Regions from separate parts of the Homo sapiens genome. Here region 1 is linked to region 2. Evidence: chromatin contacts called from ENCODE Hi-C data. All regions are on one chromosome and are shown on one strand. The core of a region is the stretch at or near the end of the contact, and the rest is flanking DNA. Distances in the headings are between cores, read along the strand shown. Region 1 overlaps UGT8 (UDP glycosyltransferase 8). Region 2 holds the start of CAMK2D (calcium/calmodulin dependent protein kinase II delta).

The links. A loop is a pair of places that touch in the nucleus more often than their neighbours do. Pooled maps may share reads with other maps.
Region 1: a loop to region 2 is called in a pooled map, with 2.6 times the contacts of the local background. The contact joins the enhancer-like site here to the promoter of CAMK2D in region 2. A Hi-C loop is called at or near these places in 1 of 168 maps with a recorded cell type or tissue (OCI-LY7), 20 of 37 single-sample maps with no recorded cell type and 6 of 50 pooled maps.

The regions. Positions count from the first base shown.
Region 1 is chr4:114,613,319-114,620,571 of GRCh38, forward strand. All of the region lies in intron 1 of UGT8 (UDP glycosyltransferase 8), which reads left to right. Among named protein-coding and RNA genes, the nearest start is that of UGT8, 18 kb to the left of the region's middle. Within about 2 kb of position 2,958, at least 5 of the 41 ENCODE cell types and tissues checked have a DNase peak (open chromatin) inside an H3K27ac peak, as active enhancers do.
Region 2 is chr4:113,759,495-113,766,307 of GRCh38, forward strand. It overlaps CAMK2D (calcium/calmodulin dependent protein kinase II delta), which reads right to left and starts at 2,244. Exons shown (of 21, transcript NM_001321571.2): 1 at 1,510-2,244. The coding sequence starts at 1,574. RefSeq lists a silencer at 2,031-2,440 and enhancers at 2,434-2,972, 2,973-3,511.

The DNA of each region.
Region 1 (7,253 bases), core at 1,708-4,207, 850 kb after region 2:
TAAATTGATCTTGATAATGCTTTTCTAACATACTACTTCAAATTAGTTTAGAATTTAATTAATTAAGTAATAATGGGGAAGTTGACTATTAAACAACATGAAAATGAAAGGAACTACTATATGTGTTTACTACTTATTAAGTACTAAAAATAGTCATGTGCTTCTGAGAGACTGCTGGTACTTTGTATATAGAAATTTAAACAGAAAGTTGTTTGGAATTGTTTGTTCTGAGTTCCTGGGAATCTGGGGCTATGTGCATTATATTTTTCTAAATTCCCAAGATAATTGAGCTTTAATTCAGGTCTCGATAGTTGGATCCACATTACCTTCATTGTATTACCTGTATTTCTCTTATGCACATAAGTAACGAGTGCTAGATCCCTATCTGTCAGTTCGGTGGGAGAATTGCATAAATATCCCCAGCTGCTTACTAAATATGCAGATTCTTGGGTTTCTCCCTAGACTCCATAACAGCTTATTTGCTGAGGTGACTTTGGAACCTGTATTTTTAGTAAGTACTTGAGGTGATTCTTCTGGACGCCAGAATTTGAAAACAACTTCATTAGGTGATTATATCTTTGTGTTTTAAATAGTTAAATTTAATCACCATCATCAGGCATTAATTGGATACATACTGTGTACAAGGTACTGAGTGCAGTCTGTTGATATTCGTATTATCTTATTTTTATTTTCTCACTATATTTTTGTTTTTATCTTACCTTCCTGCTTAATGTTTTCAGAGAAACTCCCCAGGTGGGCCTAAGCCAGCTATCACTGATAAGCGAATAGGGTTGAGTTTCTCATTACAGCTTCACCACCTGTACTGTAGATGTCTGAAAAGAGATAACTGCAGATACTTGTGTTGAAGAAGTGGTAAGTGCAACTAGCTTGGAATGGTACAACAGCAACAACAACTGTCTTTATAACCTCTCCTTCAAGAAGAGGTTCTTTTGTATTTCTCTTGGCACTCATGAATGTTCCAGGTGCAAAACTGAATTTTTTGAGTGGTATTCCTAATGGTCTCTTCCTTTCATATTTCATGTGTGTAAAGAAAGGTCTGCCTCTGTAATACTCGTAGAGATTTCTATTAATCTTATTTTTCATAAGATGGCATACTAGTTTAAGGAATGGAATAGTAACACAATATTTTTCTTTATGCTCTTTTAAATGAGTTTGTTATCAGGCAAAGCAATATTTTAAAAGCAAAAGTGATTGTGTTAGAAATTTTGACCAAAAGCTTCTGACAGGGAACTTTGGATTAATTTATTTCATTAAGTTTGTGAAATGGAACCAAATTCCTTCTTCCTTTGCATTCAGCATTTTTCAGTTTTATTTCTGCAGTTAAGCCGTGGGCTTCTATACAAATAAATATAATTTTTCTGATGGAATGAAAAACATTAATTTAGTAATGTGGAGGATTTTGAAAATCTAGAGTTACTTATATTTATTAACTGCTGACAGCCAAACTGAGTTCTCTCTGTGTAAGGTTTTCACTCAGATTGTACTCTTAAAGGTGCCAGACTTTTTTTTTTTTTTTTTTTTGGGCAGGTGGAAGTTTTAACCAACAACAGGTGGCCTCAATTTTCTGAATTCTTTCTTCTCCTACCTCAAATCAGTATGTTCCCATTCTAGTGATTTTAGGGGATTCTTTGCTTTTAGTAGTTTACTTGCTAATAGCCACCATAAATAACTTAAGATTACCAAGAATTGCCTACAGATGAAAGATACATGTTTAAAACGAGGGCTATTTAACAACCAAGTAGATATAAAGCTTAGTTTTTCCCAGTTTGTCCACAGTTAACAACTTTTTTTAAGCTTTCTTTTTTTTCTCTCTTCACATGGTGGGATATGAGTACATTAATTTACTAGATACTAGATCTTTGTCAAGTTTTTATACTCTCAGTCTTATTATCTGTAAAGTGGGAGCCACTTTCTTGCCTTCATGTGATCTCAATATGAAATGAGATAATGTTTAGAAAGCTGGTAATGCAGGGGGAAGGCATGTAGCAATTAAAAACAGCTGCTGTTTATTGATACTTGTATGTTAAGTCAAAGCAATAGGGTGACCAGCTCGTCCCCGTGTGCCCAAGACTTTCCTAGTTTTAGCACTGAAAATCCCACATCCTGGGAAACTTCCCCCCTCCCCACCCAGTTCTAGGCAAACCAGGATCCTGAGTCCCCCTAGGGCTTCCGTGACTTAGGAAAGGTAGCTTAGTTGCTTCACACACAATAATTTGGGCATAAGCAGGCAGGGCTGGTGTTATGGTTTTGCAGTCTCAGGACCCAAGTGTCTTTGTTGTTACACCTTTTCTGGTTTATAATTCTGCCTGTATGGTCTAGGATGTTAATCATTACCATGTCTCATTCCAGCTGGCAGGAAGGTGAAAAGTGAAACTCCAAGGGCATACATTAGAAATTGCACATAGCAATTCTGCTTCCGTTTCACTCTCATTAAGTAGAACTTATTTATGTGACTAAAACAAGCTATTAGAGAGGTAGAGAAAAATTGTCTTTCGTCTTTTTGGCTATATGCCAAACTGAAGTACTCCAGACCCTTTTTGCCTGGGTATCAGGCAGCAGAGGCTGCAGAACAGCGGATATTGGTGAACAGCAAATGTTGCTGCCTGATTGTTCCTCTGGAAGTTTTGTCTCAGAGGAGTACCTGGCCATGTGAGGTGTCAGTCTGCCCTTACTGGGGGGTGCCTCCCAGTTAGGCTAGTCGGGGGTCAGGGACCCAGTTGAGGAGGCAGTCTGCCCGTTCTCAGATCTCCAGCTGCGTTCTGGGAGAACCACTACTCTCTTCAAAGCTGTCAGACAGGGACATTTAAGTCTGCAGAGGTTTCTGCTGCCTTTTTTGGGGCTATGCCCTGCCCCCAGAGGTGGAGTCTACAGAGGCAGGCAGGCCTCCTTGAGCTGCAGTGGGCTCCACCCAGTTCGAGCTTCCCGGCCGCCTTGTTTACCTACTCAAGCCTCGGCAGTGGCGGGCGCCCCTCCCCTAGCCTCATGGCCGCCTTGCAGTTTGATCTCAGACTGCTGTGCTAGCAATGAGTGAGGCTCCATGGGCGTAGGACCCTCTGAGCCATGCGGGGGATATAATCTCCTGGTGTGCTGTTTGCTAAGACCGTTGGAAAAGTGCAGTATTAGGGTGGGAGTGACCCGATTTTCCAGGTGCCTTCTGTCACCCCTTTCTTTGACTAGGAAAGGGAATTCCCTGACCCCCTGTGCTTCCCAGGTGAGGCGATGCCTCACCCTACTTCGGCTCATGCTCGGTGTGTTGCACCCACTGTCCTGCACCCACTGTCCAACACTCCCCAGTGAGATGAACCCAGTACCTCAGTTGGAAATGCAGAAATCACCCGTCTTCTGCGTCACTCATGCTGGGAGCTGTAGGCTGGAGCTGTTCCTATTCGGCCATCTTGGCTCCCATGTATGGTATTAAACTCTGGTATTTTAGCTTTAGTCTCTTTGGAAAAATGGGAAATACAGGGGATTTATAAAATTCTATTTTCATCTTTAAAATATTTCAGTAGTATATTGGGGTGTTCCTGTATCAAATTTCAGCATATATGAACCATTGATACCTAGGCACAGAAGCATTGTAGCTAATCTAACTTGTTTTCTGGAGCTCTAAGGGTTTAAAACCTTTCCTTTGTGCTGTGCATGGTGGCTCATGCCTGTAATCCCAGCACTTTGGTAGGCTGAGGCAGGCAGATCACACGGTCAGGAGTTCGAGACCAGTTTGACCAACATGGTGAAACCCTGTCTCTACTAAAAAAAATACAAAAATTAGTTGGGCACGGTGGTATGTGCCTGTAATCCCAGCTACTCAGGAGGCTGAGGCAGGAGAATTGCTTGAACCTGGGAGGTGAAGGTTGTAGTGAGCTGAGATTGTGCCATTGCACTCTAGCCTGAGCTACAGAGCAAGACTCCATCTCAAACAAAACAAACAGACAAACCCTTCCTTTGGCCTTGGAGAAATCACTTTTACAGATGAACGTTTTGGATGTGCACCCCAATATCCTGATATCTTACTGTTTCACCCAAATTAATTCACACTGAAATGTTAAATGACTTCCCTGTGGTGAGTGGTAGACACACCTATTAAAATGCTTTTGGCTTCCTCTCTTGAAAGCAAGCATAGAAATAATTTTTAATAGAAAGAAAAAAGGGTAGACTGATAATGCAGTTTGTGTAGAGTCTTCAAATATTTGTACATTCTTTGAATTTTGGATTTTCTTCAAGATTCTGGCAGCATGTTACTCCACTGCCAGAATCTTGTAGTCAAATAGTAGTAGTATCCTAGAAGCCAAAAGAGAATTTAGAGAAAGAGAGAATCACTAGTGGCTACTGTTAAATGGAAGTCCAAACAGATAAGTGGAAAATGGGCATTTGTATGAATTTTGGGAAGCGTTAGTGCCCTTAACAGTAAGAATTTGGTTAGAATTGTGGTGGATTCAAAGGCTGACAGTAAACATCTGGGGAGTAAGTGGAGACCAGCAAATAGAGACTGATGTTTTAAGATGCTTAACTCCAAAGGAAGGATGAGAGTAAGGCTCCAGCTCCAGGGATGTGCCAGCTGAAAGCTGTAGAATTACCTACTTTTGGTAGAAATCTTTGAAAATCCTGAAAAATATAAGAAAAGGAAAGAAAATTGTTCAAGTCCATAACCTTAAAATTGTTATCAGTTTCATCTTTACTTTGTTATCATTATAATCACTTTATATATACATATATATCATATACATAATTTTATTTCTGATCTTCTTAGTGTTATGTTACAAGTATTTTCTGATATTAAAATTATTTTCAAACATTATTTTTGAAGTTCTATAATTTTCCATGATAAAAATATAGTGTAATTAAATTAATCTACTGTTGGCTTTATAGTGGTTTCTGGCTGTTTGCTGTTGGCTATGAATGCAATGGACATTTTTCTACATAAGTATTGGTATCTCTGTAGTGTTATAAAATAATATGCCAGTTGTATTTCATAACATTTACACCAGTTTACATTTTCACCAACTTCTTAAGACTACACTGTGCCTTTGCAAGAGTTGAGCATTATCACTAAAAATAACATCCTTGCCGGTTTTATAAGAGACAAGTCTAATTTGTTCATTTGTTCAGTCATTCCACTGTAGCCCTGTCAATGCCTCATACCACTTTTCAGAACTCATGTGTATTTATTTTCTTTTATATTCTTCACTCAAATTTCCAGTGGAGCTTCGGGAGAAAAGGAATGGAAACACTTGTTTTAATCTGCCATTTTAAACTGGAAACCTCTGCTTGCTCCAGATGTTCTAAACATTCCAAAAATATTAATGATTGTGCATTTAAATCTAATATTTGTAAAAGCAATTGTTTGCTTTGCTTTATGCTTATTTTTTTCTCTTTCCAGATAATCCTTTAAAGCTAAACATTTTTAATGGATTTATCTAAAAACTTTTAACACTGTGCTATTCAATTTACTTTAAGGAAGGTTTAAGGTAAAAAATATAGTGATTTTATTTTTCAAATATAAAGCAAATTTTTAACACTATTGAATAAGTTTTTCTTTCCTCATCTATTTGTGGTACTTCCTTCGTCATCTATTAGGCTTATATTTATTCAGGGAATTCCAATAGGCTTCCTACACTGATGCATTGATTTCATGTAGAATTCTTGGGCTAATTCCAGTTTTTAATTATTGGGTTTTAAAATATGTTTTAAGATTTATATGGATATCCCAAATCATTACTGTTTCTTTTTCAAAAATGTATTCTCTCTTCTTTTTATATTTTTCCAATGAACATAGGTATAATTTTGATTAAATTTCGAACAAAACCCAACAATCATCCAGTGGGATTTGGAAGAAATGTATCAGTCTATTTATAACATGGGAAGGATTAACTTTTAGAATATTTTCTTTTGTGAAAACAAAAGTGTTTCTATACATTTAGAAAATATTCCTGTGTATATATCTTCAGGGGAAGTCTGGCCATGTTACAGGCAACAAATATTCTATGTTGGTAATGTAAAAGGTATATTGTACACTTTATTGTTATTGTGAATGAAGTATTTTTTCATCATATGTTACTTTAAAATAATATTTATTTTTATTTCAGTGAGAGTAACACATGCGCACTGTGGATTCCTTTGTGAATACATAAAAGGAAAAGTTAAAACTCTTATAATTCACACTATCCAGAGAAAAACAATACTATTTTGGCAAGTATCATTCCCATATGTGTACACATGTATATATTTTGCAAAGTGCTACATGATGTTTATAATGTTTAGTATCCTAATTTTCAGTCAACATTTAATCTTGAATATCTTATGCCATATTCTTTTTATAAGATTTTTCTAGTGGCTGCATTATATGAATGAATGACAGTGTATTTAACCAATCCCCAGTTGTTGAGAATTTAACATAACTTCAAGATTTGCAGATGGTAATAATCCTCTCCTGCACTAAATGAAATCAGGAGAATACTTAGGGAAGTGAAATATCTATTATGTATGTTGCAGGTTGTATTTCTGAGATATCATTTGTCATTATATTTGTTTATGGTGCATTTGATATGTCTGCATATTTTATTTGTATTGCTTAGTTTGTTTTCTATTGAGTATTTTTCAGGTTTCTTTAATATAAATAATATTGGCTATTATAATAACATAATTATATTAAAATATAAGATAATTATATCTTGACAATGCTATTCTAAAATATAAGCAGTTCATTAAAAATTATGTGATTTCTTTTTACTTTGTAGTAATTACTGAAATAAAATATTAAAATTAAAAAGGAAGAATTAAACAAAAGCACAGTGAAAGCATTTGTTCTCTATGATCATTTTTGTTTTAAGTTATTTATGATAGATAAAGTAGTTTTAACTGTAACTGAACAGAGTGTACCTATGGTCTGCTCAGCTAGATCCAGAACCCAGTGGAGAGACCAGTTTTCTACCATTGTTCCATCATCAAGTACTCACCTCTCGAATATGCAAGAAGTGACAGCAGTGAGCAGTAGCTGCTGGAATACCTACCTGTTTTGGCATTAGTCTTATCCCTGGAGTTCATATTTCCTTGTAAAATATCTCATTTTTCCTTCTTCAGATTTGTGAGAAGGCAACATTGGAGAGACACATAGGTGAGGCAGTACAGTAGAATAAACATTTGGAAGGTTTTTCTAAGATCAGCTCCTTAATTTTCTTTCTTCACTGATCTTGTAATTGTAGTCAACTTTACTATAGAATCAGTATCTTCTCCAA
Region 2 (6,813 bases), core at 994-3,493:
TTGATTTTAGTGGATTGCCAGTGAAGTACAGTAATATCCAGTAAATGAACAATTCTTCCTGGAAACCCAGACTTTCTTTAATGTTGAAGAATAAAAGTAAATTTTATTTAACTGGGAGCACACATTATTAATCAACAAAATGAAAGGAACTGCCAATTATGACCGCTCTTGTTTGCACAAGAAATTTGAAAACATTTTACAGTTCACACTCACAGCACCAAATGCTCTGAGAAAAACCCTGCACAGAACAGAGCAGACGAGGAGCAGCAAAAAAATCTGCTGCCTACTTATTTTGGTAGGAAACAAAAAATTAATGTGGTTCCAAGTAAGTAAACATGACGATTATTTTCATTAAAATATAAATCTTGAGCACATTAGTGTGGTTTAACAAATCCTGGTATGGTGATTTCTCTATGCCTTGTTTTGGACTGGGGGAGGGGAGAGATTTGAATTAAGCTGCTCTTCCGACATATTCTCCATGTTTTAACACCAGACAATATATACATATGTAATTTTTATTACTTTTAAAAATATTTACCTTTCCTTTAATTACAGTATAAACCAACAACATACATATAAACGCACTCCTTTCATAAAAGTAACAGTCGAAACTAGTGAAAGAGGAATTGGGTTTGGGTTCCATGCTACAAAAATCAGCATTCACGGCTTGGCCCCTAGGTCCCTTTGCATAAGTCCTCAGTAGGTCTCCTGCCTCCTTCCCTAACATCTCCAAGTAGTTCTGCCAGTCGGGTGAAGGAGGTGGTTTTACACAATGCTAGGCTACGCTTAAGAGCGCTCTCAGTCTCCAGAGGGCTTTTCCGTTGCCTGTATAAATAAATCCTCCCAGAGAACGCAAAGATGCACACGTAAATCCTAGGAAGAATGATGGTGAGCGGTAATCTGGTGCAAAGAACAACACTGGATATAGGGCAAGGGGTTGGGTTCTGTTGGGTGGCCCTTTTCCTGGACAGAACAACTACTGGATGCGAAATAGACTCTATGCCAAGTTGAACTTTCGGCATCAATAAATATGGCACCGTCTGAGGCTGTGAGTTCTCATCAGTACCTGGGTCATACGGCCGACACGCCGGCTAACCAGGAGGCATCTCTATTTACAGAAAACATGATCTATGTTGCATTTTACATGGGTTCTAATTTCCTCTCCAAACACACATTACACACAGGCGCGCGCGCACACTTCTCAGGATGATAGCTACAACTGCAGAGATCGTAAATTCACTAAGTCTCTCAGTGCAGGAGGGTGGGGGACCGGGAGAAGGTGGGCTAGGGACCATCAAAATGAGCCACAGTTGGAGTAAGGGTCCTACCCCTTCTGTGCTCCCTCCCTTTATTAAGACAGCACCTTCCCCAGAGCTGACAAACCAGGGGCCCTCCTCCCATTCCTCTCCCAAACTCCCTCGCCCCAAGACGGAGGCCGGTGGGTCGGGGGCAACGCGACCCGCCCTCAGCTGGAAAGGGGATATGCGGATGCCGGGCAAAGGTGCTTACTTTCCAAGCTCCTCGAAAAGCTGATACTCGTCCGTGAACCTGGTGCAGGTTGTGGTCGAAGCCATCCTCGGTCCGGGCTGTGCCCTGGCTGGGAGCGCGACGGACCAGAAGCGAGCAGACGCGCGGCTAACCCCGGGACTGGCCCCGCGGCGCTGTCACCCAGGGCCGCTCTTACTTTCCTGGTCCGAAAGTAGCTCGCCCGCGAGGGAGTGTGCGCAGGGGCGGGGCGGGAGGGGAGATGACCAGAAAGGGTGGCGTGGGGTCTCCTCCCCACAGTCCGCCGATCCTCCTCCTCCTGCGGGCCTCGCTTCCTTCTTCTCCACTGGACGCTCCACCCGCCCCTTTTCCAGTCCCTGTCCCCAAATGCAGGGGGTAAAGTACTCAAGAAGAGGGGGCCGGGAAATGGAAAAACAGCCAGGCACGGGACGAGTGGCAAGCAGTTGCGAAACGATCCGCACTGGAGCAGGAGGAGTAGAAGCAGAGGGGAGGGAGTCCGAGGGGGCGGAGGTGGAGTGCAGCGGGGCCGAGGCCGCGGAGCCCAGAGCGGACAGCCTGAGCCCAGCGGCCGCTGTCAGCAGGCTCAGGCGCGGGGCGCGCCGGGGCTCCGACGAGCGTGCGCGCCCGAGGCCGGCTTCCCTCCGGCGGGCGGCAGCGGCTCCGGCGAAGCGAGGCACCTTGGCGGCCTCGCGCTGCTCACGAGCCCGCGCGGCTTCAAGACGGCGCGGCGAGAGAAAGAGCGCTCGGCTCAGGCGAAGCCTCTTCTGCCGTCCCCAGGCCTCCGTCTCCTCCTCCGGCGCCTCCTCCCGCCGCTCCCTCCGCCTGCCAGCACCCCCTCCCTGGCGAAGCCCCCTCCTCGCTGGTCCCACACCTCCCTCTAGCGACTCCAAGCCTGTCCCTTCGTGGATCTCTCGCACTCCCTCCTTTGGTTGCACACACGAGCACACCAGTCTAGGGAGAAACCAGGTGGGTGGAGGAGGATGTGCGGGGGAGAAGACTGGAGGTTTGGGTGAATGAGGCGAGAAGTCACAGTTACCCATTTAAACCCGCACAGAGAAGGCTGCCTCAATCTGGGGCTGACTGAGCGGGAAGATGCAGGGCAACTCGAGGATGGCCCGGGGCAGCCGCCCTGGGTCGCGGAAGCCCACGCCCCTGTTTTGGGCGCCGGGCAGCAGGGACTTCTCCAGGCCGGTTCCCGGGCCACGACACCCGGTGGGCCGAGCAAGGGAGAGCAACCACTTCATCTCCACGCCGCTCAGAGTTGACACAGCAGGGGCCGGATGTGGGCTGTTCACTGCTCTCAGAGAAGGGTCCCAACCCTTCCCACAGCCACCAGCGACTGTCGGGGCAAAACCCAGCCTCAGCAGGGTTCACTGCGTCGCCAGCTCCCCAGAACCGGGCGCAGGTTTTCTCCCTCCCCCGCAGCCCCTTCTGCAAGGGGCAATGACGGCCCCTGAGCCACATTACACTTGCCACCTCCAGGCCCACCTCCCCCGCTGTTTTCCAGGATGGTGGCTGAGACTCTGGCAATCCCCAAAGGCCTTTGCTTTGGCTGTGAACGTTAAAAGAATGAAAGCAAAAACTCCGCCGCACAACCACACCTTCCCTTCCCTTCTGAGTAACTCCCCTGCAACCTCAGTAAGTTCTGATAGTAAGGCGAATTCTCGCGATATTTCCCACTCTGGCGGTCAGGGGGAGGTAGTAGGAAGGCTGGGTGTCGGTCACGCGACCCGGCGGGGGCTGACGTCATTCACATCACGTGAACACGTCTAGACTGTTTCGCTTTGCAAAGGGAAAAAAGAAAAGGGGCCGTCGTGTGTGCTTTTGCTTTCAGCCAGATAGTGGCAATTGAGTGCACTCCGTAAATGGCTATCTGGAAAAACCATTTAGCAGTTCAAGAATGTGTCCTTCCCTTTAGCATATCTGCCATTGTTTTCAGTAGGAGGAAAAAAAAAGTATGCATTACGATTTAAAATAGATAAACTGCTGCCGATTGCTAGAACAACTTCTGGGCCCTCTTTCCAGTTCTCCTTAATGAAACTATGCAATTGCAAATTTAGCCGCAGACCAAAAACAGCGTTATGGACGGTCTTTTTCAAATTACTGCCAATTGTTCTACAGCACGGGACTATAAAAACCTTGCAATCCTATTGCTAATTTGCTCGTGGTATTACTTCATAGACAAAATTTCACAGCTGAAAGATAAAAGATAATTTGCAGACACAAGAGAATCTAAGATTTAAAGGCGCTGCTGCTTGCTCCCAAAGACTGCTATTAATTAATGTTACTTTGTGGTCATAGATAATCCTAATTCCTTTTTTCCTGATCTGGGGAACGCTTCTGCCAATGAGTGAGCTTTTTACTGAAGTACTAAAAATGTTCACAAATTTTAACGTTTATTACAACAAAATTGAAGTTCGTATGTGTTTTGATTCCCAGCCGTAAAAGGCAAGAAATAACTGTGTAAAATGTAGTGCTATAGAAAAAGATGATACCAAGAACTGCATAAAAGAAACATGGTCTCTAAATATTAATAATTGGGCTATAAATTGAAAAAAAAAACACAATTTGGTCTTGGCTAAAGATTTGTAATATCTGAACTATTTAGCAATGTGGCTCCAAGGTGATAATGAAATAATTTAATATTTTTCCCTGAATCTAAGAATGAAACAGAAAAAGTAAAATTAAAACAATAAAGGTAATATAAAAATTTACATCTGGGAAGAAAATTGTTTCTTAAATATTCAAGTAATGAAGTCTACATAATTACAGTATTTATCTCAGTTATTTAAACTACCAATAATTGTAAATGGTTATAATTGTGGAGTACAATAAAGGAAACATAACTGAGTTTTAATACTGATGTATTATTAGACAATAAATGTGTACATTTTTTACAGCAAACACTGCTTAATCTGTACGTACCCTTTCTTTGATTTATATTTTAGACTAAATATTTCTCTTATTTGAACAAATATTTACAGTTATTTCTGAAGTTTGAACCTCCTTAAAAAGTAGTCAGATTAGCCGGGCGCAGTGGCTCACGCCTGTAATCTCAGCACTTTGGGAGGCCGAGGCGGGTGGATCATCTGAGGTCAGGGGTTCGAAACCATCCTGGCCAACATGGCAAAACCCCGTCTCTAATAAAAATACAAGATTAGTCGGGCATGGTGGCATATGCTTGTAATCCCAGCCACTTTGGAGGGTGAGGCAGGAGAATCGCTTGAACCTGGGAGAAGGAGGGAGGTTGCAGTGACCCGAATTCGCGCCACTGCACTCCAGCCTGGGCAACAAGAGCAAAACTCTGTCTGAAAAAAAAAAAATAGTCAGATCAAAGACTTTGTTGTTGTTGTTCTACTTCAACATCATTTCAGGAATAGCTACAAAATAGAGATAAATTCTAAAAAGTGTAGAAATGTAGACCTATAAACATAATAACACTGGATGTTAGTGCCAAATGTATTTACATTTCATTATACATGCCTTACTAACTGCATGTCTGATGAACATGGTAGAGAAAGTTAAGAGGGAGAGTTAGTGAATAAAAAGTTAGTCATTAAAGTTGTTGAAGATAATAAGGCAGGCTTTATTCAAGGGGGTCCATGGTGATCAGAACCACTGCAACCAGGTCTTGCAGGAGGAGAGAGAGATTGGACTCTATTTCAACTCTTAAAAGGCCAAGTGGGGATTTACAAGCAAGGAGCAGGGTAGAGGGCTGTGGATATAAAATGACTAAGTATTCTCCCTCTTTCCTCTTTGGCAACTTGGAATTTAAAAAAATCCAAGACTTCAGTAGTTTCACCCAGAAAGTACAAGTTTCTAATGCTTACATTAACAAAGGCAGATATTAACAGATACTAACATTCATTGATTTCCTCTGCTACAAAGTTATAAGATAAGAAACAGCGAAGAGATAATGTTATCTCTATAGCTCCCCAAAGTGCAGAGTCCATCAGTAAATAGCAGATTCCTGTGAAAATTTTAGCAGGTGCTGTGTTGAAGCCACTCTTCACTGCAGATTTGGAGGCTAGGGGAAAAAAGTAACAGCAAGTTGCTGCCTTTCCAAACTATGATAACTAAACCATATAGAGCCAGACAGTCTACTGATGAGCAGATAATCTGTTTACCAGACCATCCATTAGTGCAAGATGAATTTGCAGTTAAAAAACAAACTATTCATAAAAGCAAAGCTAACAACAGAAGATATTTTCTTTGTTTCATCATGTGCTGAAAGAATCTTTTTCCTAAAAATAAAAATAAATGTGCAAATAAATAAGAAAACAAGTGATATCCATACAATGAAGAAATGTCTCTTTTGCATTACTTGCAAGTACATTGGTCAGCATGCTTGACCCTCCATGAACATACATGTTTCCCTGACACTCTGCTAAAAGAATTGCAGTAGGAAGGTACATTAAATAAGATGTATAATACACAATAATTGTATAAAAGGTTATAGAGTCATTAATAAAGAAAATAACAGATTTTGACTCTTCTGTGTACCTCTAATGATTTTCATTGACTTTCAACTTTGCAAACACTTATTACACTGGACTGTAATTAGACTGTCAGACCCTTCCTGGCAGGGACTGTCATTCAGTCCCCCCACTGTATCACTAGCACAGGGTTTTTGCCACAACAGGTGCTCAAAAATACCTTTTTTTTAAAAAAAAAAAAAAACAATATTATGGTATTAACAGTCTTGACTTTCCAAATATTAAAAATGCCCAATCTTTAATAGGGTATAATGAGGCCCCTTTGTTGCAATATTTAGTTGATTCTTTGTAATCCTGAAGTAACTTGACTTCTCTGTATAATTTCATACTCTTGACCTGAAATTCTCTCTGTTGGTTTTCATGTCTGATACCACACTTTCTATTCACAATACCTCACCCATTCCACAACATTTCTGCCTCTTTTCTTCAGTATCATTCCTGGTCTCTTTTTTCTCTGCCTCTGTGGTAAGTGATAGTGCTTTCAACCTAGGATTCCATCTTAGGTTGCCTTTTTTTCTCATTTTACACAGCTTTCCTAGGCTGCCTTCATAGCTATCACTGTGTTAATTATCATATGTCTTAAATTTGACTCTCCAGATGTAGACCCTAAGACAAGAATGTATGGAAAAGGGATTTATTGAGGTAGTATTTCCAGGGACAAGGATAATGTTAAAGAAAAAAATCTCATTCAATGATACTTGCTGAAGTATAGTAAGACAGATTTTATTCAGACTATCACAGTAGGTATAGTTACCACTGCAAGGGGGTTTTGCAGTAGGGGAAAGAGATTGGGCTGAACTTCAAATGCAAA